Regions from separate parts of the Homo sapiens genome. Here all the other regions are linked to region 2. Evidence: read pairs that join two places in POLR2A ChIA-PET (ENCODE). Cell type or tissue: GM12878. All regions are shown on one strand. Links, peaks and the distances in the headings refer to the core of each region. The heading gives the core; the rest is flanking DNA. Region 1 overlaps DTX1 (deltex E3 ubiquitin ligase 1). Region 2 has its middle 13 kb from the start of OAS3. Region 3 overlaps DTX1 (deltex E3 ubiquitin ligase 1).

Region 1 (10,724 bases), core at 81-5,080, 150 kb after region 2:
GTAGTGAAACCCCATCTCCACCAAATAAAAACAAAAAAAAAAATAGCTAGACATGATGGCACACACCTGTGATCCCAGCTACTCAGGAGGCTGAGGCTGGAGGATTGCTTGAGACCAGGAGGTGCAGGCTGCAGTGAGTTATCATGGCACCACTGCAATCCACCCTGGGCAACAGAGTGAGATCCTGTCTCAAAAAATAAATAAATAAATAAATACAGGTCACTATTTTTTAAATGTAAATAGCATGTGAACCAGAACAAAACCATATCCGCCCAGCTTGCAGTCTCCAGCCTAGTCATGAGCAGCATTCAGTTAGGTTCATTCAGATGTATTTGGTTATTCATTCATTTATTCATTCATCCAACATTTTGCAAGGACCTACCTCCCTGCACTCCTGACCACAGAGGGATGCCAAGGTGACTGTAAACCAGCCCAGCCTTGGAGGGGCTGCCAGGCCCGAAGGAACACAGACACCTCCGCACCTAGTGAGCTATGTGCTTTGATGGGAGCATTGCAGGCGCAAGGTGCTATGGAGTCCCCAAGGAGCGAGTGGTTTGCCCTAAGGATGGCAGAGAAGATTCCAAGAAGACAGAGTGCTTGTGCTGAGCCAGAAGATTGAGAAAGAACTCAGCAGGGAGGCCAGTGGGGTGGGGTGGGTAGGACACTCTAGACAGATGGAACAGCATATGCAAATACAGAGGCATAACCGCACACACGGTATGTTCAAAAAATAGCTGGAATTTTGGTGTGGTTAGAGTGTGAGGCTGTGCAGACAGCTTGTGATGGGCTTCAGAGGCTACTCTAAGGAGTTTAGACTGATTCCTAAGGGCACTAGGGAGCTATTGATAGCTGTGGAGCAGAGGAGTGACACAGTCCAGCCTTGAGTCTGTGAAAAATCCCCCCGGCGCCATGTGAGAATGCACTGAACATTGCAAAGGGTGGACACTGGGACATGGGGAGGAGGCCCCTGCAACAGTCCAGGCTAGCACTCTGGTGGCATGGGCCAGAGGGCTGACAGTGGAAGTCGGGGAAGTTCAAATCCTGACTAGATTCAATCTTCACTTAGTAGCCCAGTGGCTATGTGACTCTGGACTTCAGGCAAATTGCTTCACCTCTCTGTGCTTCACTCAGTGTTTGTACAAGACAGTGATCGTAATAGTTATCATTATCATATGTTTATTATCATTATTATCATAACAACCTGCCCCAGTCATTTTGTGGCTGAAGAGTTGACTTACACGAAGCATTTAGAACAGCGCCTGGCACATAGTAGGCCCTCTGGGAGTGTTTATTATCATTATTATTTTATTATTATTACAATTATGCCATTTCACAGATGAGAAAGGAGCAGTTTGGAGGGCTCAGGCTGTGGAGGACTGTCCAGCCCTCTGTCCCCTCCCCCTCCACTTCCTGCTTTGCTAGGGATCTGAATCCCCTGCTGGGTGTGTGGGAAGCCAGGTGACCAGAAAGCCCCCCATACAGCCCATGGCGTATGAGTGCCCGCCTCCGCCTGCCAGCAGCCTCCAAGGTGGTAGCCTCTCCGAGTGCCACGCAGCCCTTCAGCCTTCCTTAGGCAGCACTGCAGACCCCCTCTCCTCCCCTTGTCTCCCCACCACCCTGGCCTGGCTTCCAGCAGACCCTGGAGAACCTGGGCCAGCTTCAACCACAAGGAAACCACTAATGGGCCACAGCTTAGCCTGATGAATCCCAGAGGAGAGTTTGGAGGGAAACAGAACACTGCGGGATTATTGATCATGGGGCAGGAGCTGGTGAGGCAGCCTGGATCCACAGGCTGCAGCTCGAATCCCAGCCCAGCCGGTGCCCCCAGCCAGACTTCCACGTCTTCTTAGGGAGCCTCAGTCTCCCCATCTGTCCGATGGGGCTAATATTAGCACACACACCCCTGGGGCTGCTGTGAGGACTGGGAGATGATGTGTGTGAGCCCCTAGCACAGTTGCTGGCACTGCGGAGCATTCGGTAAGGTGTTGGGTGCCGCTGTTGTCCTTGTTGTAGGAGACAGGTGAGCAGCCATGCAGATGCCAGCTAAGGGGCTATTCCAGAAGGTCACATAGCAATCCAGGGTTGGAACCTCAGCCATGTCACTTACTTACCATGCAACCGCTGTGCCTCAGTTTCCTCCCCCAGAACATGGGCTCATGAGACTAAGTCAGAGGGAACAGCAAATGAAGCAAGGTGGCCTTGTGTAGGCTCCAGCTGGACCACTCACAGATGGCATCCGGTGTGCTCCTAACTGCTCCGTGCCTCTGTTTTCTCGCCTCTAAAATGGGGCAATAACACCCCCACCTCCTAGGGGTGCTAAACACACTCTTTCGCTTGAATGAGCTAAACACAGCCTGGGGCAGAAAAGTGTGCTCTCTGAGTGTGGATGGCTGTTAGTATTATGACTTCTGGGTTGGTGAAGGATTCAGTGAAGTCTCTGACTGGGGCCCAGCCACTGCCCAACCCCCGGTCACAGGCCTCAGCCTGTGGTGGGACTCCCCCAGCCTGACAGGATGTCCCATGACCGCCTCCCACGTGCCCCCTTCCCGTCAGGGTCTGGGTGCCCCCAAACTGAGATCACTTCCCTCCGGGAAGCCACCCCCAAAGGGAGGGGTTCCCTGCTGGGCCTTGAAGCTGGCCCAGCCCAGAGAGGAACCGTTTAGAGGCTGAGGGACCAGCAGGAGGAAGGCTCGGGGGCTCAGAACCCTCCCCCTTCTCCATGGAGTCAGCTGCTTCTTAAGGCCAAGAGGTGGGGGCTGAGGCACCCACATACCCACCTCTAGGCAGTGGGTTCAGATCGGGACCATGCTCTAGGGCAGAAACCTCACACGGCTAAACAACGGAAAGTAAAGCTGAAGTAGTGAGCTCTCCATCGCTGGAAGTATCCTAGGCTGTGCTACCACTTGGTGAGGTTGAACCCCATGGAACCAGTCCAACCTGGGCCTGCCTTTACTCCACGAGTGTGGCATCATTCCCAGCCCTCTGCTCTCACCCTCCCAAGAGTTCACCTCTCCGGGCCTCAGTTTCCTCATCTGTAAAATGGAAATAGTCCTGGTCCCTCCCTGGAAGCAATGGTGTGAGGATGGAATGAGTGAGTGCAAGGAGAGTGCTGAGTGCAGCATGTGCCATACAGTAGGTGCTCAATAAATGCTAGCCTTGGTTTCCCTGATTCTCCATGATGGTCTCAGCCTCCAGGTTTCCAGCTTCCCTTTCTTTTCATCTCTCAAGCTCGTTCTATCTCTGACTCCAGCTCTCTTGGTATCTGCCTCAGTTTCCCATGTTGGCCTTGGCCTGTCTCTGACAGTCTCTTTGATCATGTATGTCTCTCTCTGTCTCTCTCCATCCTGCTGTCACCCTGTCTCTGCCCCAGGCATGAAGCAGTCACTGGCAGCTGTGGCTGTGGCCGCCCCCACACCCGGTCTCAGGGGCCCAGCTTGTGCAGTCCTCCAGCTGACACTGACCAAAGCCCCTTTCTCCAGTTCAGCTGGAAGAAGCCTGGAATTTTTCTGCCAAACATTTTTAAGCAACTAGGGAGGAGAGAGAAGGGGAAGACAACAAAGGCAGAGACACAAAAACAGGCCGAGGCAGAGGCACGGAGCCCATGTTTGTCACAGGCCCCTAACTGCCTGGGGGACGCAGACCCTGTGGCCAGCACAGCAGGGTGCCCTGAAGGCCAGAGTGGGGTGTGGTCTGCTCTGGGCCACCAGCCTGAGGCCCAGCCTCTTTCCCAGGCTGAAGAAACTCCAGCCCCTTCTTAGACCCATTGTTCTGGCTGAAAATCTAGGCCATGGCCACTGCGGAGGAGAAGGAGCATTTCCACCACTGCTCCCTTAGAAATCTTGAGATCGAAGTCCAGGCAGGTCACCAAGGAACCAGCTGCCCACCCCCTCGGCCTGGTCCATGGCCAGCCTGGGCCGGAGAGGCGGACGGATGGGCAGGCGGGCAGCGGCGGGCGCTGCGGGGTGCAGGGCCCAGCGGGGAGGACAGCAGCTGCCCTAATTACTCCTGCTCTCCAGGTTCCAATCTTGTTTCAAAAGGACTCCAGGGACACAGCCTTTAATAACTACCAGTAAACAGGCAGGAAAATCGATACCTGGTAAATAGAGCCCTGGAGAGAGGGAGGCCTGGGCTAGCTGGCCCTGACGGGCTCCCAGAGTCCTTTGCTGCAGAGCTGGCCAACGCTGATGTTGAGAATCCTCCTCCTGGCCTGAGGGTCCTCCCCAGGGACCCCTCGAAGCTTGGCCTCCACCCTGGGGGCTGCTTGCTCTCCAATCTCCACTCCCTCTCCATCAAGCCCAGATTTTCCTCTTTCCCACTCCTCCAAGTGCCAAGTAGGTTGCCCGTCTCGCTTGCAGATGTCTTCTTTGCACCAGGCTTTGTGCCTGGTGCTCCAAACATAGTTGCATATCTGACCTAGTAGTCTTTGTCCTCCCAAAAGTGATCTACCAATGAGGATGACTAAGAACAAAAACAAATAATGACAGTGTGAGGACAGACATGCAATAAAAGACTGCTGCGTTTGCCAACTATAGCAACAGAACAGAGAAGCCCATGTTGGAGGAGATGAGCACATGGAGGGCTTTGCTGGATGAATAGGAGTTTGCCAAGTGAACAAGGGCTGGGGGAGGATGAATGTGGGTAACATATGTAATATCAGCCATTGTAGCTGTATTCATTGAGTGCTTACTAAATGCTAAGTGTTCTGCTAAGCACCTTTGCCTATACGTTATCTCATTTTGTTTCCCCAGTAATTCTTTGGGGTAGATATTAATACCCCCATTTTATAGATAAGGGCACTGAGGCTATGTGTGGTACCAGCCAGGATTTGCACAAGACCTGAGAGATTTTCTTTTTTTTTTTTTTTTTTTTTTTTTGAGACAGAGTCTTGCTTTGTCGCCCAGGCTGGAGTGCAATGGTGTGATCTCAGCTCACTGCAACCTCTGCCTCCTGGGTTCAAGCGATTCTCATGCCTTAGCCTCCTGAGTAACTGGGATTACAGGCACGTACCACCACGCCTGGCTAATGTTTGTATTTTTTAGTAGAGATCGGGGGTTTCACCATGTGGGCCAGGCTGGTCCCGAATTCCTGACCTCAGATGATCCACCCGCCTCAGCTTCCCAAAGTGTTGGGATTACAGGCATGAGCCACTGCACCTGGCTCGACCCGAGAGACTTCTGAGTTGCTTGAATCACTTCACTCTGCACCTCCTATCCCGGCCCCTCCCCTGCCGAGCTCAGGATTTGGCACACAGGGGAAGTTAAATAAGGCGGGTTCCCATTGCTTCCCTTCCTATCCTGCACATTTTTCAGGTAATACACTGCCTTCACCTCACCAGGAGCTGAATGGTGGTACTTCAGGCACATCAGCCTTGAAGATCAGTCATCACAACCCCTCATTTTGCAGGTGGGGAAACTGAGGCCCTGAGAGGGGAAGACCAGCACACAAGAGCAGGTGGGAGCAGGATCCAGGGTTTTCTCTCTAACTCACCTCCTCCCGGGCCTACTGTGGAGGAAGCCCCATCACCAGGGAAGAAATCAATCTGCACACACTCAATTAAAATGATAAATCAGGCATCAGAGTGAGGCTGCCCCAGAGATGCAGGGGAAGTTTTTGTCTGATTGGCTGGAACATGGTAGGTGCCCAGGGACCTTATTTCCTGGGGCTGGGCTGCCAGTCCAACCTCTCCACCTCTTCAACCCCGCCCCTTTCATATCAATAGCCATAGCTCCGTGCCTCGATTTCTCCAGCTATTGGGGCCTGTCCAGTTGGCAGGGCACAAGGCTAGTCTGTAGCCCTTGTGATTCTAACAGAGGAGAGGGCAGAGGACAAGCTCTTTCAGCCCTGAGTAGGGACACACCAGTGTGGAACAGTCTGAGTTCCCCTATCTGGTTGCAGATCCCTGGGCCAGGCACCCGAGGAAGATGCCAATTAACAATGGAAATGCCTTCCAGGTTTTGAGGTCCTACTGTGTGCAGGTACTGTGCCAGGTGCTGGGAGTACAGCAGTGAGCAAAGCAGACAAGATCCCTGACTTTGCAGCTGACAGCCTAGAGTGAGGATACGCAGCATAAAGAATGCATGCAGATTAATACATCATGTCACAGCCTGGCGCAGTGGCTCACACCTGTAATCCCAGCACTTTGGGAGGCTGAGGCAGGTGGATCACCTGAGGTCAGGAGTTCGAGACCAGCCTGGCCAACATGGTGAAATCCCGTCTCTACGAAAAATACAAAAAAAATCAGCTGGGTGACACATACCTGTAATGCCAGCTACTTGGGAGTCTGAGGCAGGAGAATCGTTTGAACCTGGGAGGCAGAGGTTGCAGTGAGCCGAGATCACGCCACTGCACTCCAGGCTGGGTGACAGAGAAAGACTCTCTCTCATATATATATATAGTCAGTCAGGTAATGCCAAGTGCCAGGGAGGAAAATAAAGCAAGCTCAGAGGACAGCAATAGGAGGGCTGCACTTTTAGATGTTTGAACACACACCTGTAAGAAAGAAGGGAGGAAATGATGAGAACATCTGGGAATGGTGAGGTCATATTCCAGGCAGAGGGAACAGCCAGTGAGAAGGCCCTGAGGCTGGACAGTGCCTGGTGTATTTGAGGAACAGCAAGGAGGCCAGGGTGGCTGGAATGGAGTGAGTGATAAGGGGGAGGTAGACAATGCCAGAGGAGGACAGGGCCCCACAATGTGTGATTTCGTTGTAGGTCATGGCAAGGACTTTGGCTTTTACTCCAAGTGAGCGGAAGCCAGGAAGGATTTTGAGCAGAGGAAAGATGTGATCTGACTTGCATTGAGCAGGATCCCTCTGGCTGCGGTATGGGAAATGGATTACAGAGGCCAGTCATGAGTCTACTGCAATGGTCCAGGCAGGAGAGATAACATGGCGGGGACTGGGTGGTGTGAGTGCAGTGGGGAGCAGTGGTCAGATGTGGATGTGTTTGAAGGTGGAGATGACTGGATTTACTGACAGATTGGAGGTGGGATATGAGGTAGAAGTCAAGGATGAGACCAAGATTTGGGGGTCCAAGGAAGAGCATCCGGAAGCGCAGGAGCTGCCAGGAATTGCTATGTGAAGACTTCAGGAGGAGCAGGTTTGGGGCAGGGGAGAGCAGAGCTGAGTTCAAGGTGCCTGTTAAACCTCTCCAGGGAAGGGTCATGAACCTGGCTCCCAGGGGAGAAGACGGGGCCAAAGATGGCAGATTTTGGAATCATCAGAGTAGACACGGTATTTATCTCAATTGATCCTCTCAGCAACCCCACAAGCAACTGTTGCTACAGCTGGCAAACGCAGCAGTCTTCTATTGCATGTCTGCTTATGCCCATTTTCAACATGAGAAAACTGGGGCCCAGAGATGCTGAGTTGCCTACGCACAGTCACAGAGCTGGAAAGTCAGAAAGTCAGGACTTGAAGTGAGGGCTGTCTGCCTCCCAGCCCTGGGGTCCCACCCAGACCCTCTGCAGCTGTTCTCACTCACTCCTCCCCCAAATACTGTGTGAGAGGGAAGGGCTGGGTCATGGATGATCACCCCTCTTTTTGAGATGGGGCCACTAAGGCCTGAGGAGGCTTAAGGGACTTTCCCGCAGTTGAGGGGAAGTCAAGTGTGCAGCCTTTCTGCAGGTGTGCCAAATGAACCCAGCAAAAGACTCACTTCATCAGCCCCAAGACACAGAGCAGGCTAAAGGCTCTGAGAAGTCCTGCGGCCTGGACCTTGGGTTATCTCTGGTTAGCCCAGAGTTTCCCGTGGAGCCTTGCTGTCAGGGGAGCACGCAGAGCTTTGGCAAACATGAAGCTGTGGTTTGGAGTAAAGCCTCAGTGCCCTCCTTTATGAAAGGGGGCCCACCTGGCAGTCAGCAGTTGTTTGTTGAAGGAAGTAACAAATGAAACAAACAGATGAATGAAAGTAACAAATAAGCAAATGAAGGAATGGACGAATGCAGGGATGAGCACAAAGTGTGAATGAATTAAAAAAAAAAGAATCCATTTGTGACCTAATGAATTTATTCATTCATTCAACAAATATCGCTCGAGCACCTGCTGTGTGCAGGTGCTGGGGATATAGCAGTAAATAAAACAAAATCCCTGACCTTGTGGCTATTACATTCTAGCGAGGGGGGGACAGACAGAAACCAAGATAAATGGGTAGAATGTGAAGTATATCTGAGGGAGAAAATGGAGCGGGGAAGGAGAGAGGGGAAAGTACGTGGGGGGTGCACATTTTTAAATAGGATGATGGTAAATGAAGGAATGTCTGAATGCCTGAATACGGGAGTGGGCTGAAGATGGAGAATACATAAAGGTATCAATTTAAAAAAAGCATAAGGGGCCCAGGGGCGGTGGCTCACACCTGTAATCCCAGCACTTTGGGAGGCTGAGGTGGGTGGATCACCTGAGGTCAGGAGTTCGAGACCAGCCTGGCCAACATGGCAAAACCCCATCTCTACTAAAAATACAAAAATTAGCCCAGCAAGGTGGTGCATGCCTGTAGTCCCAGCTACTCAGGAGGCTGAGGCAGGAGAATCGCTTGAACCTGGAGGCGGAGATTGCATTGAGCCTAGATTGTGCCACTGTATTCCAGCCTGGGCGACAGAGCAATACTCTGCCTGGAAAAAAAAAAAAAAAAAAAGTGGGGCCGGTCATGGTGGCTCACACCTGTCATCTCAGCACTTTGGGAGGCCAAGGCGGTTGGATTGCTTGAGCCGAAGAGTTTGAGACTTAGCCTGGGCAACATAGGGAGACCCCTGTCTCTAAATAAATAAATAAAATAAAATAACATAATGGATGACTGCAGGCACGAATGAATGACCTAAGGAAAGAATCAATGAATGAATGAATCATTGAATGAAGGAATATATGAATATGTGAACTAGGGCATGGATAAGTGAATGAACTAATGCAAGAATTGTTGAATGACTAAATGAAATAGTGCTTAAATTAATGAACTAAGGCATGAACAGATTGATGAATGAATCATTGAATGAGTGAGCAAACTATAATGAAGAAGAGGACTGCATGGGGCCTATGTGCATGGCCTTGGTCTCTGTCTATGCCTGCCCCACTTTATCTGACTCTGGTCTGAAGAACCCCCAGGCCCCCTTTGCCCTCCCCCGCACCATCCAGGGCCTGTGATAACCCCCACTTCAGTGTCTGTCTTGGCCCTGGAGAGGTGGAGGGTGGGGGAGCCCTCCACACCTTGCTGGTTTCCTACCCCAGGCTATCTTGGCACCCCCACCCTGTTTGGTGGCTCTCCCGCCCCTACGCCCAATCTACTGACCACGCGCCCCTGCCCACCTCTCGCCCCAGTGCTATGCGCTGAACCTTTAGCCCCGGCCCCCCTCACCCTGGCTGCCGCCTGTCCTGACCCTCCAGCCTGTGCTGAACCTCATGCCTGGGCCTTGACCTCCTTCCTCTCCGTGCATGTGTTGACCCTCTCCCCAAGTCTGGGTGGACCCCCTGGAGGCCTGTGCTGACCCCCCAACCTCCCGCCCACCCTTGCCTGGCTGTGGCCCGCCCTTCCAGCCGCGCAGACCAACGCCCGCTGTGCTGACGCCTCCTCCCCATTTCGAGTACAGGCACCATGCGGCCCGTGCGGCGCAACTTCTACGACCCGTCGTCGGCGCCGGGCAAGGGCATCGTGTGGGAGTGGGAGAACGACGGCGGCGCATGGACGGCCTACGATATGGACATCTGCATCACCATCCAGAACGCCTACGAGAAGCAGCACCCGTGGCTCGACCTCTCATCGCTAGGCTTCTGCTACCTCATCTACTTCAACAGCATGTCGCAGATGAACCGCCAGACGCGCCGGCGCCGCCGCCTGCGCCGCCGCCTGGACCTCGCCTACCCGCTCACCGTGGGCTCCATCCCTAAGTCGCAGTCGTGGCCCGTGGGCGCCAGCTCGGGCCAGCCCTGCTCCTGCCAGCAGTGCCTGCTGGTCAACAGCACGCGCGCCGCCTCCAACGCCATCCTGGCCTCGCAGCGCCGCAAGGCGCCCCCCGCGCCCCCGCTGCCGCCGCCGCCGCCACCTGGAGGGCCTCCAGGCGCGCTTGCCGTGCGCCCCAGCGCCACCTTCACAGGCGCCGCGCTCTGGGCAGCGCCCGCCGCCGGCCCCGCCGAGCCCGCGCCGCCTCCCGGGGCGCCCCCACGGAGCCCGGGCGCCCCCGGCGGAGCGCGCACCCCGGGGCAGAACAACCTCAACCGGCCCGGGCCCCAGCGCACCACCAGCGTGAGCGCGCGCGCCTCCATCCCGCCGGGGTAAGACGGGGCCCAGGGGGAGGGGGCCTCTGCGTCGTCCGCAGGCAAGGACGAAGCCCGGGGGTGGTTGGCCACTAGGGCAGGAGCAAAGATTACAATAATAATAATGACGATAAGTAATATCCAGCATGCACTAAATGTTCATTTTGTGCCAAGCATCAACTAAGCACCTTTACATGTTCCCACACATCTATCTCCATGCATAAGGACCCTATGAGGTAGGTACCATCATCACCTCCAGTTCACAGATGAAGAACTAACTCCCCCAAGATCAGACAGTTCACAAGTGATGGGGCCATAATAGCAACATCAGCAATGGTGCGTGTTCCATGTTTATTATTTGCTAAACCCGTTATATGTATCACCTCGTTTATTCTGCCAAACAGTTCTACCATGTGCATATTATAGATGGGGAAACCGAGGCTAGGAGAGCTATGGTGCCTTCTCATTTATTCCACCAAACAGT
Region 2 (10,724 bases), core at 2,539-7,538:
TTTCAAAGACTTAGTACAAATGAAAAGAATGCCAAGTTCTTGCCAACTGATAATTTTTTTAATTGTGTGCTGAAATGACAATTTTTAAATATATTTGAGTTAAATCAAATGAACTTCATCTCTTTCTTTTCCCTTTTTAATTGTGGCTACTAGAAAATGTGAAATCATACATGTGGCTTGTGTTATATTATGTATTTCTATTGGACAGCTCTGTCCTCCAAGGTAAATCACTGGATTAAAGATTCGACTATACTGACTTACATTGCCACATTGTCACACTGTCCTTGGGACCAAGAATCAACATATCATTCATAAGACTCTAAAATATAAAACTCTCATAAATACTCACAAAAGAACCTAGCATGCTCTGATCACCTGAGTTGCTGGTCACTTTTGGTGGCTGGTAAGCAGCCTTTGGTCCGTCCAGATTATATTCTTCCATTTAGTCCCCCCACATCCCTGTGAGATGGGTTTTGTTGTTATTCTCATAATATTAAGTGGAATAACTTGAGGTTCTAAGAGGTTACAGTGCTTGCCCAGGGTCACCCAGCTGGTCAGGGGCAGAGTCTGAACTTGAACCCTAATCCTTCTCTCTCTAAAGCTCATGTTCTTAATCACTGTAGCATGGTCTTAATGTGTCCTCATTCATTGAAAGCTTATGTTTTCCTACTCTGGCGCCATGAGAACCAGAAGCATCAATGTCCAGGGGCAGGGAAAGATGAATGTCCCAGCTCAACCTGAGCACAGATTCACCCTTCCTCGGTCTTTTTGTCCTATTTGTAGACTGGATTAGATGATGCCAGTCTACTGATTCAAATGTGAATCTCTTTCAGAAAAACCCTCACAGATACACCTAGAAATGATGTTTCACCAGCTATCTTGGCACCCTTAGCCCAGTCAACTTGTCACATAAAATCAATCATCACACACTCCATGCTGATAGGCAAGTGTGGACATCCCAATGTAATGGCTTCATTGTATTTTACTGTGTGGAAAATGCACTTGTGTTGCCTTTTGAGAGTGTTTCATTTTATAGCAATGCCACAACCAACAGTAGATTAATGGAATCAGTAATTAGTTGCTTGATCGAAGAGCCACATGGCCACGTGATCAGCCTTCCATCTACAACAGGACCCAGGAGTATACCGGGATTGTTTTTCAAAGGGCATAGACATTTTTGCTGCAAATGACATGGGCTTACTCCAGAGTCCTGGAGGGGTCTGTGTTATAATTCTCTAAATAGATATTGCCATAATCTCTGAATGACACCTTTTCCCATGACTAACACTTTGAACACCATGGGGTCTGCCAGGCTGGTGTGGGCCAAGTAGAGGGGCGACTTGCACCACAGCCTATACCAGCTGCAGAGCCCTTTAGGACTTAATAAAAGGGTGCTAATTTCTGTACTTCCCTGGCTCTGAGATGTAATAGTGGTTTTAATTTACTATCCTGGCCAGGGAGGTGGCAGTTTCAAAGGTATCCCCATGACCTTCCTCACTGTGATAGCCCTCACTTAACCCTCAGGCCAATGTCGGGTAGTGTCTTTTACCAAGCATGTCCTTTTTGAATATACATTCAGGGGACAGGGAAATGATCACCAGGTCGGTCCATAGACACAGTGGGCAAATGACAAGCCTGACTTGGCCAGGGCTCCATTTTTCACTCTTGGCTCCTATATGCCCCTACTCTGATGGGGACAGAATCTGATGACGCTTTTCGTTATCAGTGTTGATCCTCTGCCCAACAGTCTTAGAAATGTTGAGTGACTCCCCTTTTCCAGTGTATCATCCTCTGAATAAATGGCCATAGGTCCTTTGGGGGAAACCATTACTATATATGCTATGGTGTCACAGCATCCTTTCCCAAGGGGACTCTGCCTCCTCTTTGTTAATGGGGTCTAGTCTGAAAACTGGGTTGGTCAGTTCCAAAAATCAGGAAGGGATGATGACTTTTTATTGGAATGGCTCCCCTTAACCCCCTGGTCGTCCGGCCTTGATTTCTTCTAATGGTATAAATTGAGTAGTGCCCTTTCAAGATACTCATCCACTAAGTCACTAAGAGGCCACATTGTGTTAACCAGGTCCCTAACCCTGTATCAGTCACGACCCCTGGCTGCCCCTCCAACCTCACCATTCATTATAGTCATTGCACCCACCTGGCTTCTATTGCTCTGGGAGTCCTGCCTGCCCTATTGCCCTTATCAATCCAAGCTCTGTAACAGCCCCTCTTCCCAGGAGGCCACCACCAGAACACCTCATGATGCAGGTGTCCCTCTCTCCACACATTCCTTATGGCCTCGGGGAATGTTTTGTCCCCTGGGACTCTATTTCCAGACTTACATAGTAAACATATCCACTCCTCTTCACTGTGCCCATTTCCCTTGGCCTCTTAATACCTTCTTCCATCAGCTCCACAGCAATTCTGGAATTTCATACTTTTCTGCATTTCTAGGAGCCATCCTAGGAGTCAGGGAAAACCTCGGCTTCACAAGTAAATGGGACTTCAGTTGTGTGCCAACATGCCTGGCTAATTTTTAAATTTTTTTGTAGAGATGGGGTCTTGCTGTGTTGTCCAGGCTGGTCTTGAACTCCTGGCCTCAAACAATCTTTCCTCCTTGGCCACTCAAAGTGCTGGGATCACAGCTACCATTCCCACACACATTTTCTTATTTTTAAAGGCTGTATGTGCACTGTATACATTAAATGTGTGCACTGTATACATTAACTGTGTGCACTGTATACATTAATTTTCTTTAACGAATTTATCCATTTATAGTTGCTTTGGTTGTTTCCACTTGATTATTGTGAATAGTGCTGCAGTAAACATGGGAATGCAGTTATCTCTTTGATATCCTGATTTCAATTCTTTTGGATACTCAGAAGTGGGATTGCTGGAACATATCGTAGTTCCATTTTTAATTTTTTGAGGAACCTCCATACTGTTTTTCACAGTGGCTCACCAACAGTGTGCAAGAGTTCCCATCCCTCCACATCCTCACACTTGTTATCTTTTGTTCATTCTTTAAAAAATGATAGCCATCCTACCAGGAGTAAGGTGATATTGCATCGTGATTTTGATTTGCACTTCTCTGATAATTAGTGATATTGAGTATATTTTCATAGACCTGTTATCCATTTGTGTGTCTTCTTTGGAGAAAGATCTATTCCTATCCTTAGCCCATTTTTAAATCAAGTTATTAATTTTTTTGCTAGTGAGTGGTAGGAGTTCCTTACATATTGTGGAGATTAACCCTTATTAGATGTATGGTTTGTGAATGTTTTCTTCATTCCATAGATTGTCTTTTCAGCCCGTTGATTGTTTCCTTTGCTATGCAGAAGCTTTTTAGTCTGATGTAGTCCAAGTTGCCTATTTTTGCTTTTGTTGCCTGTGCTTTGCATACGTGGCCACCTGATCTTTGACAAGATTGCCAAGAATACACAATGGGGAAAGGACAGTGTCTTCAACAAATGGTGTTTGGAAAGCTGAATGTCCACATGCAAAAGAATAAAATTGGACCCTTACCTTACAGCATACACAAAAATCAACTCAAAATGGATTAAAGACTTAAACGTAAGACCTGAAACTGAAACTACTAGAAGAAAACTTAGGGGAAAACTTCATGACATTGGTCTTTCCAGTGATTTCAGGGATGTGACACCAAAAGCACAGACAACAAAAGGCATTTATTTTTATATGGCATGTGAGGAAGGGGTTCAGTTCCAGTTCTTCCAATGTGGATGCTCAATTATCCCAGCAGCATTTATTGAACGGATCATGTTCTCTCCACTTCTTTGCAAAGCCACCTCTTAAATATTCCCAGAGCCCATCTATGTGGGAGTCTGTTTCTGGACTCTGCTCTTTTCCATTGGTCTATTTTTTGTGTCCTTGAGTTAACACAACCTTGTCTTAATTACTATAACCTTATAATTCTTAGTATCTTTGGGAGAACTCTGTTCTCTTTTTATCAAGTCATTGGTTCCTCTTGGCCCTTTTTATTTCTACATTAATTTTATACTCAATTTGTGAAGCTCCTCCCAAAATATGGGGAGGCATTTGATTAGAATTACACATATTAGCTTGGGAAGAATAACATCTATATTTTATATATATATCTATATAGAATTTGATGATTCTGATCCATGAACTTGGAGTTTCTTTTCATTAATTTTTGTCCTCTTTAGTGACAGTGACAATGTTTTATCATTTTCCCTGCAGAGGTCTTTCATGGTTTTTGTCATATGTATTCCCAAGTATTTGTTTCAGTACTATCGTACTTGGCATGCTTTCTTTAATTTCATTTTGCAATGGTTGCTTCATGGGAGACTTAAACATTTTCAGTGGTGATATTTGGCTATAGCATTATAGGTGATCTTTATACTTTTCTAAATTTTCTGTGGCCACGGGAAATAATAAAGACACTTTTCTTGCACAGAAAAAAAAAACTTTTGGGAAGTATTTCTCACAGCTAAGATCTGATAGTTTACGCAAAGTTGGCAGGCACAGGCTACAGAAAGCTCTGGGGTGCTGTTGTTTGGAGCTGCTGGTTCAAGGACAAATTCACAAGATTTGGAAACAGAGGACCAAGTGTGTAAGGACGAGGGAAACTATGGTATAACATTGAAGCACCTGAGCTGGAAATTTCTGAGCCCTCAGAGATAAATTTCCTCAGCTCCTCCCTGCCGAGAAAACAAAACTAAAAAGAGTTAATGTTTAGCCAACAGAAATGAGAGTGAAGTTCACAGAAGAAATTAGGGCACAGCTGGAAGTGTTCAAAATGAGGAAACGTTCAATGTCAAGTTTGAGATCCAGGGTTGATGGGTGAACTCTGCACGCTCAGCTTCATGTTAGGTCTCCCAGCTCAACGAGGGGGTGAATTTTGGTGTACTGCTGTCTTTGAGGCCCTGCGTGAACTCTCCCACACCCTCCCCCTTTTCCTCATACAAATCCCCTCCTTGCACACCCCTCACGCCTGTCTGTGAGGTGCCAGGGCCCCTCTCCCAGCCAACCGCAGGCCAGTATTGCCCCTCCCCAAACTTCCCTTCAGGCAGATCAAACCCAGGGCTCTGGAGTCACACTGCCTGGGCTCAAATCCTGCTTCTGAATCTTATGAGACATCAAGTCACTTACCTAACTCCTTGGTGAAACAGGCTCTCCTCTGTCAAATAGGTGTGCATGCTTTGGGAGGCCAAGGCAGGAGGATTGCTTGAGCCCAGGAGTTCAAGACCAGCCTGGGTAACATAGTGAGACCCTGTCTCTATAAAAATAAAAAAATTAGCCAGGTGTGGTGGCTCATGCCTGTAGTCCCAGCTACTCAGGAGGCTGAGGAGGAAGAATTCCTTGAGCCCACGAAGTCAAGGCTGCAGTGAGCCATGATCAAGCCGCTGCACTCCAGCCTGGGCAACAGAATGCGACCCTGTCTCAGAAATAAGTAAATAAATAAATACATAAATAAATTTGGGTGCAATTGTGGCTCTTAGTGTTACAGAGAGGACTGAAGGAGCTAATGGATGATGGATTTATGGCAGTACCTCACATATAGCTTATCCTAAAGGAAGTTAGAGCTTATTATGATGATTATTCAAAAATATTTATCAAAGGTCTGCCCTGGGCCATGTTCTGAGCTAAGTGCTGGGGATGCAAAGATGAGCAAGAGACTCCTCAGGGACAATTGTCTGATGAGATAACAGGCACTATTTATGAGAGGTCCAATCAATACAGTTCTATTTATCTTATAATTATCCAATAAATGATATAATAATTTATTAGAGGGCCAATAAATCTGATGGCAGGAGCCTGTGGGGGGTAATGGCCAGGTCTCACTATTGTGCCCAGGCTGGTCTTGAACTCCTGGCCTCAAGCATTCCTTCTGCCTCCACCTCCCAGCATGCTGCAATTACAGAGGCATGAACAACTGCACCTGGCCTAAAATTTTATGTTAATAAAAAAATGCATGTATTTGAGGAGTACGACATGATGCTTGAATATCATACTGTATCGGGGGAAACCAGCCCCCGATATTTCAATGTAGGTTCTTTTCTATTTTCCCCAAGTGTCGGCTGGTCTGAGAAATAAAGGGAAAGAGTACAAAAGAGATAAATTTTAAAGCTGGGTGTCCAGGGCAGACATCACATGTCGGCAGGTTCTGTGGTGCCCCCTGAGCCATAAAACCAGCAAGTTTTTATTAGCAATCTTCAAAGGGAGGAAATGTACATATAGGGTGTGGGTCACAGAGAACACATGATTCAAGGGCGACAAAAGATCACAAGGCAGAAGGTCAGGGTGAGATCACAAGGTCAGGGCAAAACTAGAATTACTAAGGAAGTTTCATGTTCCACTGTGCATGCATTGTCATTGATAAACATCTTAACAGTGTTCAAGAGCAGAGAACCAGTCTGACTAGAATTCGCCAGGCTGGAATTTCCTAATCCTAGCAAGCCTGGGGGTGCTGCAGGAGACCAGGGCGTGTTTCATCCCTTATCTGCAACTGGATAAGGCAGACACCCCCAGAGCGGCCATTTTAGAGGCCCCCCGGGAATGCATTCTTTTCCCAGGGCTGTTAATTATTAATATTCCTTACTGGGGAAAGAATTCAGGGATATTTCTCTTACCTGTTTTTGGTAATAAGAGAAATATGGCTCTGTCTTGCCTGGCTCCCAGGCAGTCAGACCTAATGGTTATCTCCCTTGTTCCCTGAACATCGCTATTATCCTGTTCTTCTTTCAAGGTGCCCAGATTTCATATTGTTCAAACACACATGCTTTACGAACAATTTGTGCAGTTAACGCAATCATCACAGGGTCCTGAGGCAACATACATCCTCAGCTTATGAAGATGACAGGATTAAGAGATTAAAGACAGACATAGGAAATTATGAGAGTATTGATTGAGGAAGTGATAAATGTCCATGAAATCTTCACAATTTATGTTCTTCTGTCATGGCTTCAGTAGGTCCCTCCGTTCGGGGTCCCTGACTTCCCACAACATCACTGTATACCTGAAATTAGCATTGATTCTAATTCTCTGGTCACACGTCATTCAGAGCATAGGATCTTCGGTGGATTTAAGAAGTGCCTCCCTCCCTATTCTCAGCCATGTGACTCCCAGAATCCTATGAAATTAAAGATCTTGTGTTTGGCCATAGGAGACTTCTATTCACCATCTTTGTTCTCTCCCACAAATGGCGAGGCCTCCAGTCTCCCACATGACAGCTTTGTACTAAAATCAACCTTACTCTATAGAACATGCATGATTGCAGCAGGACTACTATGATCTTGGTTTGATGAATTAGTTAGGATAACATTAGCTGCTGTAACAAACAGACCCCCAAGCTGCAGCATGACTCAGATGCAATATAAGTGTCTTTTTCACTTATATCAAGCAAGAATGACCAGATTTTCTGATTTTTTTTTCCGCTGTGCTAATGTAGGGAGAAGTTGTTGGAGGTCACGTCACAGTTCACAGCAACCATCTATGTTTGGGAGCAAGGATGCTGGAAATAGAATCCAGCATACTTGTAGCTTGTCCATAATTACAGACACCTTTGCATTTACTGAACTGAATCCTATGACTTGAAGACCAAAGACTGTAGCATGCCTGAAGGGACAGCCTCAGAACTGTGGATGCCTGTCCCTCTCCTGGTTTGGGTTTGTGCTGACCACAGGCAAACCCACTGAACTCAGGATCACTGCATAAAGTGACGTATTAAGCCTAGTGCCAGGATCTTTAGTGTTTGCAGGAAGGTCTCATGATTTTTCTGCTAACTCAGCTAATAGGTAGTCCTCTGTCCCTTCAAGTTACAAACACATCCTTCATTCAGGAATTTGAATGTTCAGTCCTTGATATTTTATCAACCCTTCATTCTGTGGTCAAAGGGCAGACGTCTCTCCCAGTTAAGACTGGAAGTTAGCAGCCTGCCTCCAGGGATGGGGTTGTGGTTGCCTTCTGCTCTCTCTGTTCCTCTGGGAAGCAGCAGAATCATTCCATGGGAGGACTAGAGCAGTTCTTTCTTGAGAGAAGAGATTTACTCCTTCCAAGTGTATTGGTTAGTGATTGCTACATAACAAACTACCCCAAAACTCTCAGTAGCTTAAAACAACTGTGAAGTGATTGATGCTCATGTGAGCATGGGTTGGTTGATCCAGGCTGGGCTCAGCTGGGCACCTCTGTATATGCTGTGGGTTCTCCTGAGCTCAACTCCTTCCTGCCAGTTGCATTTAAGGCTGTTCTGTGCGTGTCTTCTGGAGCCCAGGCTGAATGGGCTTTGGAGATGGCAGAAGCACAAGCGAGTAAACAGAGACACATGAAGCCATTTAAGGCCTCAGCCCAGCACTGACGTGCCGTCACTTCTCACATTCCACTGGCCATGCAAGTCACATGGCTGAGCAAACTCAAGGACTTGGGAAGTAACCATCGTCTTTAGTGGGAGGAACTACAACATCCCATGGCAAAGCATGGATCCAGGAAGCAGTGAAATGGGGGCCAGTGACTCAGTTTACCACACTGAGGTCTGGCAGATGGCTAGAAGTGGCGCTTTCTCTTGAGGATTGGGGGAGAGGGTGTGTTTATGGATTCTACAGCAATCCCAGGCCTGGGAACCTCTGTAAGTCCCTTTCCCAGGGCCTCTACATCTCTCCTCTACATGGTCCCGTCTAACTCCTGCCTCATCTAGATTTCTGTACCACACCCAGCTTCTTGTGAGCATCTCTTTGCTGCCAGAGGGCCCTGTGAGACAAGCCCCCAAGATGACCCCATGCCAGAATTGTCACCCATGTGATTCACATCTGGACCAGAGGAAATGCCTCCCAAATGAAGCCCATCCTGCCCCCATCAGGCAACTACAGGCCACTTCAGCTTTCTTGGGTGTAAGGCAGACCTCAGAATCTCTGTGTCTCCCAGCTAGATGGAAAGCTTTCCAAGGGGTCCTTGGGAAGCCAGCTGGATTGAGGCAAGGAATATCACACCCCCATCCATCTCCCAAAGGGAAGCAACACATCACCTGACAACAGTTCTCTCCAGGGCAATCTCTTTGCCAAACATTGCTCCTCTCCACACTCCAACCCCTTTATGTATTCTTAACATGACTGAGGAGCCCCTTTATAAATTCTGCATTTGGGAGTTTGTTGCATATTCTGTTTGGTTCCTGGAGTTACCTACACAAGAGCCTCAGGCAATGAGATTTTATTTATCAAACCATTACCAGATGTCAGGTGCTGTCCCAAACACTTTGTAAATGTTAACCCATTTAATCCTCATATAAATCCTATGAGGTAGGTGCTATTAACATCTTTATTTTAGAGATAGGGAAGCTGAGGCACAGAGAGGTTAAGTAATTAGCCCAAAGTCACACAGAAGGCAACTGTCTTCTCACCCAGGCAAGAAGAGTCCTTTTTTATGATAATAAGGTGGAAGAAGGCAAGGGGGAGATAAGCAAGAAGATGATAATGATGATGGTGGCCTTCCCTGAGTTACTGTGCTTAGCACTTAGTGTGCGTGGCCTTGCCTTGCCTGTCCTTTGAGACAGGTATGTCAGACTCTCCCCATTTCGCAGATGAATAAACTGAGGCTGATATAGTTTGAATGTATGTCTCCACCCAAATCTCATGTTGAAATGTAATCCCCAGTGTTGGAGGTGGGGCCTGTTGGGAGGTGATTGGATCATGGGGGTGGATTTCTCATGGGTAGTTTAACACCATCGCCTTGGTGCTATCCTTATGATAGTGAGTACATTCTCATGAGACCTGGTTGTTTAAAACTGGGTGGCACCTCCTCCCCACTTTCTCTCACTCCTGCTTTCGCCACATGATATGCCTGCTCCCCCTTTGCCTTCTGCTATGATTGTAAGCCTCCTGAGGCCTCCCCAGAAGCCAAGCAGACGTCAGTACCATGCTTCCTGTAAAGCCTGCAGAACCATGAGCCGATTAAACCTCTTTTTCTTTATAAATTACCCAGTCTCAGATATCCCTTAATAGCAATGCAAGAATGGCCTGATACAGAGGCTTTGAGAGGTCAAGTGACCTGCCCAAGGGCACACCACTGATAAAGGACAGATGTGGGATTTGAACCCACCTTTGTTAGGCCCCAGTGCAAGGCCCCTTCTCCTCATGCTCACTGCCCACTGCGGAGCTGGGCACTTGGGACACACCCTAGGGAGCTGTGCTCTGCTGGGGCCTTCCTCATGCCCCAAGTCCCTGCCTGCCCAAGGCCGGTGCTCTGAGTCTCCTACAGCCCCCTCCTCAGCCTCACTGGCCTCAGTCATCTTGGTTCAGGGAAGGACTAAGGTCCCCTTTGGTCCCTGCCAATCTGCACCCCACCCCAGTGTGACCCTCAAGAGCCTGACTCTGGCCTTTTACAGAATAAATCTGAACAAAATCAGGGTTCATTTTAATAGCAACAGGCTGCTGATGCAGACCTTATCAACTCCATCAAACTGTGTTCTTTCAAATGTTACGCTCCCCTGGGGGTGTCCCACACCCTGACGTCACACATTCACTCAGTGAAGCCCATATTCATTCGGGGAGCTCTTTCTTTCTCTCTTCTCTAACACACACTCTCCTTGGTTAGCTGGCTGCTGATCAACATTTCTGGATATACTGGTTTTCAGGAAAATATGATGGTTGGCTTCCAATCCCAGATTTTTCACTGATGGGTTCCATATTTACACCATCTTGGCCACAGTCTCTGGGTCACCATTTCCACACATACCCACACACCATAAAGAGAGGCTT
Region 3 (7,697 bases), core at 2,292-7,291, 140 kb after region 2:
CAGCCTCTGAGCAAGCTGTAGGGCCTTGAGCAAGTTGCATCATCTCTCTGAGCCTCAGTTTCCTCATCTGCAAAATGGGTAGATCAATATCTCTCACAGCTGAGTGAGGATTAAATAAAATTGTGCTCACTGAGCACAGAACCTAGAACAGCAGTAGCATGGGATTGTAGAATAAGGGCTTTACATGCACTTCCTCATTTGATTTTTCCCAAGAATCACAGGCAGTAAGTCTGTGTATTGTTGTATTATTATGAGTCCCATTTTATAGATGAAGAAACCGAGTCTCCCAGAAGCTGAGTGATTTAAACTCAGAGCTGGGATTTAAACCCAGGCGGTTGAGTTCCAGAACCAAAGTTCTTAACTGGTATCCTATACTGGCTCCAAGTGTTGGTTTGTGGGGTGGAGTCGTGCTGGTGGTAATTAATTGGGGATGGGGGGCGTTGGTGGTGTTGATGGTGGGGTGAGGTGGCAATGATGGAGGAGACAGTGTTAGCGGTTGTGTTGGTGGTGACTCAGTGATAGTATTGATGGTGGTGGGGTCTTGGTGACAATGGAGGGATGGATGATGGTGACGTGGCAGTGTTGGTGGTGATGTCAGTGATAGCGTTAACCATGGGATTCAGTGGTGTTGGTGACATTGATAGTTGTGTTGGTGGTGGTGCTGGAAGTGGTGTGATGGGGTGGTGATGATGGAGAAAATGAGAGAATGATGTTGGTGGCAGTCTTCGTGGCCATGTGGTGTGGCTGGTAGCCCTGTGTGTGGCTGTTACTTAGTGGTATTGGTGATCCTGTTGTGGTTGTAATGATGGTGATGTTGATGGTTGCGTTGGTGGTAATGTGATGGCTGATGATGGAGATAAAATCGATGAGGTCCCACTCTCAGGCCTACTCTCTTTTGTTCTGGAGATTTGTCATCGTTGGGGAGATCTCCCTGAGTCATTGCCCGGTGGTATCTGTGACAAGCTCCATGGGCAGTGGGGACTGGTGGGGTCCTGCCGTGCAGAAGCAGCCTAGAAATCCTTGGCATGTTTGACCCCCCAAGGACCAGCTGATGGGGTTTGGGGAAGTTCCTATGAATCCCTGGATGACAGAACCACACGTAATAACCCCAGGCTGGTAGGATGCTCGCTTTCCCTCTAGAGCTGTGCCAACCAATATGTTAGCCACCAACCACATGTGGCTACTTAAATTTACATTAATTAAAACTAAGTAAAATGTAAAATCCAGTTCTTCAGTCTCACTAGCCACACTTCAAGTGCTCATAGCCACATGTGTCTTGTGGTACCTTGTGGGCCAGTGTAGATCCAGAACATTGCATTGTTGCAGAAAGTTCTATTACACCATGCTAGTTAGAAAGGAGGCCAGCCTTTCTAACTAGCACAGTCCAATATAAGTTTCTGCAATGATTGAACTTTCCAATAGTCCGGAACATTGCTAGGTACCCACAGAGTGCTTACCATGTCTGGAAACACAGGCGAATTCATAACAAATGGCTTATTGATGGTACAGATTAGTACATCTATGTTTCCGTAACTCCAGGCATTGACCACCATCACTGATGGTGCCAATTGTTCATGCATTCCATCATATGATTATTTATTGATCTCTGCTGTGTGTCAATTTCTGTGCTAAGCACTGGAGTACAGCAGGGAGCAAGACAAAGTCATCAGTCGAGGTCTTGTGCTGGAGGACCTACACTGAAGGTCCTGGTGTGGTCAGGGAGCAAGCAAACATATCACCACAGAGACAATCAGTGGCAGATCCGAGAGCATGAACTAAACCTGGCCCAGAGGTACTCAGGGAAGGCTAGCCTGAGAAAGTGATGTTTGAACAGAGATCTGAAGAATGAGTGAGGGTGCCAGTGTCCCAGGCAGAGGGCACAGCCAGTGCAAAGGCCCTGGGGTAGGAAGGGGCAGAGGACATTTAAGTCCGTTCTGTTTGGGATGCATCTCCCACCAAGGGGAAGATGGTGCAAGATGGCAGCTGAGCAAGGACCGGATGTACAGGCCTGGACAGCCACGCAAAGAACTTTGAATTTGATCCAGAGAGTAGAAGTCATCATTAGCTCCATGTGCCCATTCTTCCAGAGAGGCACCAAGGACCTGATGGAAGAAGGGGAAGTGTTGCACATTACCCGCCCCATTCTGTTTTCTCCTAGGGGTAGAGGGCAGGGCTGTGAGAGCAGAAGTGGGTAGGTGTCACTCCTTGCTAGGAGGTCTGGTGTTCTGCAGGTTCAGAGCTAATGCTGGGTGTAGAGATCTTCCGGGACCTAGCTGGGTTGGGTATGGGCGGCAGGGTCCTTAGAAGCAGGGACAGACTCCCCACAAGGCTGCCAAGTTGGCAACTTTACCTTTGATCCTCTTATCTTTGGGGGGACCCCCATTTCTATTCCCAGCATCCCCTTATGTTCCCGAGTCCCCAGACTTGCACACTCCCCTTTCATCAGGCCCCATTCTCTCAATAGTACCCCTTTTATGGTTCAGCCTCACTGGATCCCCCAGAAGTTCAGCTCTGGTCACTTCCCCTCTCCCTCTCTCCAGAGCTGTTCACTCCACACCTGCCCCCTGTTTGCCGGAAAAGGGAAAAAAAACACTCATTCCTAAATGGACTCCTGGGAGCCTGCCAGGAACCCCCTCCCACCCCAACCAGAGAGGGAGGAAGGCCTGGAAACCTATTGCGATTGGCAGGAGACCTCAGCTGCCTGGGAACCTGCTGGAGAGTGGGGCAAGAGGCCTCCTCACCAGATATGTGAGGGTTTTTCCCTCGCTTTACCCAGGAGCAAAACAATGTCAAGAAAGGACGTCTTGTCCTCATTGGTAACGCACTGGAAAAGAGCCTCAACCGGCAGGGAGCAGACCTGAGTGCCAACGGTGTGACCTCAGGCCTCTCCAGGTCTCAGTTTCCACATCCGTGAAATGGGTGAGAGGATCACCTCTCCAGCAGGGTTGTCGGGTTGAACAGAGAGAATCTGGCTGATTTTATCCCACAAACATCAACTAATTATCTACTGTGCATCTAGCACGTGCTCACCACTGTGGGTACAAGAGAGACAAGCAAAAGATCTTAAATCTTTTTTTTTTCTTCTTTTTTTGAGACAGTGTCTCACTCTGTCTCCCAGGCTAGAGTACAGTGGTGTGATGTCGGCTCACTGCAGCCTCTTTCCCCGGGTTCAAGTGATTCTCGTGCCTCAACCTCCCAAGTAGCTGGCATTACAGGCAAGCTACCACATACCACACCCGGCTAATTTTTGTATTTTTAGTAGAGATGGGGTTTTACCCTGTTGGCCAAGCTGGTCTTGAACTCCTGGCCTCAAGTGAGCCGCCCGCCTCGGCCTCCCAAAGTGCTGGGATTACAAGCGTGAGCCACTGTGCCTGGCTGTGAATCTTGAAAATATTATATTTCATACACACACACACACACACACACACACACACACACACACTCCAACATAATGCTGTAAAACCCAAAACTCATGTGTATGTGCTGAAATCAACACAAGCTTCTGTCTAGATTTTCTAATTGTAAAATTCTTGATATGTTCATTGAAGCTGAACTTGAACTTTGAGGGGAGACTGCCCTAGCTTTGCTAGTTTCCCAATGCAGGAGCTGGCTGATTTTTTTCTAATAGCATCAGATAATAAATCTTTTAACTTTGTGGGACCTGCAGTCTCTGTTGTAACTATTCAACTCTATCGGAGCAGAAAAGCAGCATAGACAATATGTAAGTGAATGCGTGTGGCTGTGTTCTAATCAAACTAGTTGTGGACACAGAAATTTGAATTTCATATCTTTTTCACGGGTCATGAAATATTCTTTTTTTTCCCCCAACCATTTAAAAATGTAAAAGCCATTCTTACTTCCTGAGCTGCACGATAGCAGATGGTGGGTGGATTTGGCCTGTGTGCTGCAGGTTCACTGACCCCTGCCCCACATGTTCTGAACCTGAGCATGGGGTAAGACCGTGCTGGTGCCACAGGACACCCAGCATGGCTTATCCACCCCTTGTGGTGTGTACCAAGGTACACGTGCGTGTGCGTACACACACACAGCACCAGTCTGCTCGCACAATGCCGACACACACATGCCCTGTGTATGTGCCTCCCGTGCAGTGCAGCCAGCGGAAGAAAGCCCCGGTGTCAGGCTGGGGCCACAGGGGAGAAGCCAGGCTCTGGCCCCACAGGGGCTGCGGTTTGTTCAGCCGTGCCCCCTCACCTTTCCCCTGCTGGGCTGTTTTCACTGCTCCCTGCAGGGGGTGAGGTTCCCTTTGAAGCCCTCCAGGTCCAGAGCCCAGAGTCTGGACTGGAAACTGGAGCCCCTCCACGGGGAGGCCTAATGCTGTGACCCTGAGCTGGATGATGTTAGATCAATCACGGTGGTGTCCCAGGCAGAGGGTTGGAGGGAGAGTCAGAGCTGGGCGAGGGATGGGTCGCTTGCTCGCTTCGCAGTACTGAGCCAAGTGCCCGGTTTCCCTCAAAGCTTTCTTTCTTCATTTCCCTCTGTCTCCAACCGTCCCTCCCACAGACAAAGATTGCCACATATGGGAAGCCCAAGGCCGAAGGGTATGCTCAGCTGGTGGCTGGGCTGGGCCCAGGAGCCATCAGGGTCTTGGGGTGAGGGGGTTGGCTGCCACTGGCAGTCGGGGAAAGGTTTGAGAATGGCTTTCTGCTCCCAGAGAAGAAGCCACATCTTCCCTGGGGGGTCATTTACATCCCCTGCCACTGGGACAGCCGCCTCCGAGGGCCTCACCCAGACCCTGAATTTCCCACCCAGTTCACACAGCTGGACAGAGGTGTAACTCAGCCACTTCCGCAGAAGCTCCCAGCTCGCTCCCTGGCCTCATATGACTGGAGCTGGGGAGGGGCACCTATCTGCCTGGTATCTCCCATGTCGCTCTCCATGTGCTGCTGGAGGGGTGCATGGCAGCCTCCTGCCCCTTCTGCTGATGGGATAGCTGAGGCCGAGGGATGCCAGCTGGGGACCATCCAAAGATGCCATACCCGAGGCTGCAAGCCTGGCCTTTTCTGGTGCCCCCAAGCTGGCCAACAGGCTGGAGTGGCAGGTGGTGGCTGGTTCTGGGATCTTCCAGCCTGCCTCCTTCCCTGGAAACCTTGGGCTTCACTCAGCCCTGGTCCCTGCCATGAGAGGAAGCACTATCTGAGGACACTTAGGCTGGAGACCCTTAGGCTGTTACCACCCAGATGGGAGGAGCTTTTCCCATCACCGGGGAAAACACCTCCAGAATTAGACACCAACTGGGGACAGTGAGGCCCAGAGAGGGTGAGTGACTTCCCCAAGGTCACACAGCCTACCAGTCCTAAGCTAGAGCCCAGGCCCCCCAGACAGGCCTTAGGGATAGAAAACAAGGTGACATTTAATGCCAGGGCTGAGAGAACCCCTTCCCCCTTCCCCCTTCTCCCTTGAGAGCGCTCTTGGGGCTTGTTGTCAGGGTCTAGCCCAAGGCAGGGACAGCCTGCACTACCCTGGAGGCCTCCAGGGCTCAGCTCCTGGTTACAGGACCCTTTGGGACCCTCTCTCCAGCCTCCTCACTGGAGACTAGGGCTGGGCCTGATGCCAGGGGCAAGAAAGACTATGTGTAGGGGCAGGGAGCGGCCCATCTCTGGTAGCAGCAGGTCCAGCTAATCCATATGTGGGTGCTCCCCAACCACCAGTCACGCTGTCTGTATTTCTACTATTGCAGACCCATGGTCTCTGGCTGCTTGGCTAACTCCAGAAGCCTGTTTTGAAACTAAATTCATCGCTCGTATTTGGTAGTCATTGGTGGCTTCTCAGTACCAGGTCCTGGGCTGGGTCTTGGGGACTCAGAGAGAAGGGCAAAATCCATTTCAGAGTCTAATCTATCCATTTCAGATCAGTTTCAGAGTCTAGTGAAGGTGAAGGCAAATGCATATCATGGAAATAGCCTTTGAACCCTCTGACTCATAAGGACAACAGATACAGACCTAAAACCCAGCTTGGCCCCTTGCTGGCTGTGTGACCATGGGCAAATTCCTTAACGTCTCTGAGTTTATTTCCTCCTCTGTAAAATGGGGATAAGAATAGTCCCTAGCTGGGAGGGTTGTCATGAGGACATAATGAGATACATAAATGAGATATGTAGATAAAAGCTTGGAGGATACTACTTTGCACGTAGTAAGCACTCATGCTCGAGGAAGAAAAAGATTTAAATGCCTCACTAGGCAGATGCACGGTGCCTTCAGCCATGGGATGTGCATGGTGTATGCCTGGAGCCTCTGAGAGGAGGACTTCCTGGAGGAGGAGTCCTTTGAGAGTGTGTGATTTGGGTAAATAGAATGATAGGAGGAACACTTACAGGTGGAGGAAACAGCAGGGGTCCTTCAGCAGGGTCCTGGAGGAGGGTCTCAGGCCTGGGTGGCAGAGGGAGGCTGTGATGGGAGATAGGGGATGGGTAGAGGAGGCCTCGTGGGGCCCACTGGGGCCTGGCAGGCTGGGCTGCCAGCTGCTGCCCTTTAGCAGCCAGGCCCCGGGGGACTCACAGCCACGCTGCAGGACCAGCCTCATTAATCACGGGCCCTTGGAGCTGGAGCAGGTGGGGCAGGGGCAGCCTCAGGCACTTCCTACAGTCTGTCTGGGTTCCCTTCACCCAGCCAGCGGGTGTCACCCCATTTTACACATAGTAAAGCTGAAGCTCAGAGGGTGGGGAGCCGCCTGCCGACGCTGAGAAGAGACGGGTCTGAGATCAGATCCAGGTCTGCAGCTGGGTGCGCACGGCCCTTCCCAGGCTCGCCCGGGCCACCGAGTACCTTGGACAGCACCATCAACGACCCGCCCGCGCCTTCCGGGCTGGGGGTGGGGATGCCCGGGACAGACCCCCTCGCAGCCCTCTCCCTCTCCTTCTCCTCCCCTCACCCCTTTCTCCTCCTTCTTCCCTCCCTCCTCCTCTCCAGCTTCCTCCCATCCCCCGCCTCATTCTTCCAAAGGAGCTGCGGAGTCTGACCTGGAGAGGAAGGAGGAGATGGAAGCTGTGATGGGAAGCGTGGGGGCTGGAGTAGGGGAGGTGATGCGGAAGTGACAGGTAGCGGGGCTGTGGAGGGGATGGTGAAGAAGGTGGTAAGGAGTGAAGCGTGAGGGGTTGGGAGGGGAGATGATGGAGGGTGTGATGAGAGGGTGACGAGGAGGGGCCAGGACGGGGAGGCCACGGGGAGGCCAAGGGGTTGGGGCAGGACTGGTCACAGTGGCTCCAAGTGCCCATTCAGGCAGTAGGCAATGGGGTTGAGGTCCCTAACTCTCTCTCCAGTGTGATGTTCTTGGTGCATGGGGGTGCCTGGGGTGCTCCCAGGCCTCCGCCCGCCACCTCTGTCTCTCCCTGGGCCTCCATCCTTCCACCTGGCTCTGGAATCACAACCGGTGGTAGCCAGTCCCCAGGACAGCTCCAGTCCCTTAGATAGTCACCCCCATGAGCCCACCCAGCCTCTGGGTTGACACAGACACCCCCAGCAGCCCCTAGCTGCCTCTGGCTGACATCAACTGAGGACATGGGGCCTGGAACCTGGAAACAGCTACCTCGGGGAATGCTGTTGGTGAGGGCCAGGCTCTGGGTTCCCATCCCAGCTGCTTACTAAGAATCATGGGGTGTGTAGGCCGGGTGTGGTGGCTCACATCTATAATCCCAGCACTTTGGGAGGCTAAGGTGAGTGGATCACCTGAGGTCAGGAGTT

Evidence for each region. ChIA-PET counts read pairs that join two places held together with the same protein. Peaks named below come from ENCODE experiments on the same cell type or tissue, not always from the same donor. Only the 100,000 strongest peaks of a DNase experiment are listed, where the experiment ranks them.
Region 1: POLR2A ChIA-PET joins it to region 2 with 5 read pairs; 1 of 35 experiments calls an interaction of 5 or more read pairs at or near these places.
Region 3: POLR2A ChIA-PET joins it to region 2 with 7 read pairs; 1 of 35 experiments calls an interaction of 5 or more read pairs at or near these places.

What each region holds. Positions count from the first base shown.
Region 1 is chr12:113,067,848-113,078,571 of GRCh38, forward strand. It overlaps DTX1 (deltex E3 ubiquitin ligase 1), which reads left to right. Exons shown (of 10, transcript NM_004416.3): 3 at 9,577-10,258. Among named protein-coding and RNA genes, the nearest start is that of DTX1, 16 kb to the left of the region's middle. In GM12878, for the core only: no CTCF peak of the experiment used is centred there; a DNase peak (open chromatin) is centred at 2,530; H3K27ac peaks cover 977 bases.
Region 2 is chr12:112,920,366-112,931,089 of GRCh38, forward strand. It overlaps a transcript of OAS1 not described here. Among named protein-coding and RNA genes, the nearest start is that of OAS3, 13 kb to the right of the region's middle. RefSeq lists enhancers at 4,719-4,888, 4,854-5,023, 5,667-5,836, 5,717-5,886, 6,077-6,246 and 20 more and cis regulatory regions at 6,205, 7,658. In GM12878, for the core only: no CTCF peak of the experiment used is centred there; a DNase peak (open chromatin) is centred at 4,816.
Region 3 is chr12:113,058,629-113,066,325 of GRCh38, forward strand. The region is part of intron 2 of DTX1 (deltex E3 ubiquitin ligase 1); the gene reads left to right. Among named protein-coding and RNA genes, the nearest start is that of DTX1, 5.7 kb to the left of the region's middle. RefSeq lists enhancers at 1-128, 6,640-7,198 and a silencer at 6,683-6,883. In GM12878, for the core only: a CTCF peak has its summit at 4,230; no DNase peak of the experiment used is centred there; H3K27ac peaks cover 1,282 bases.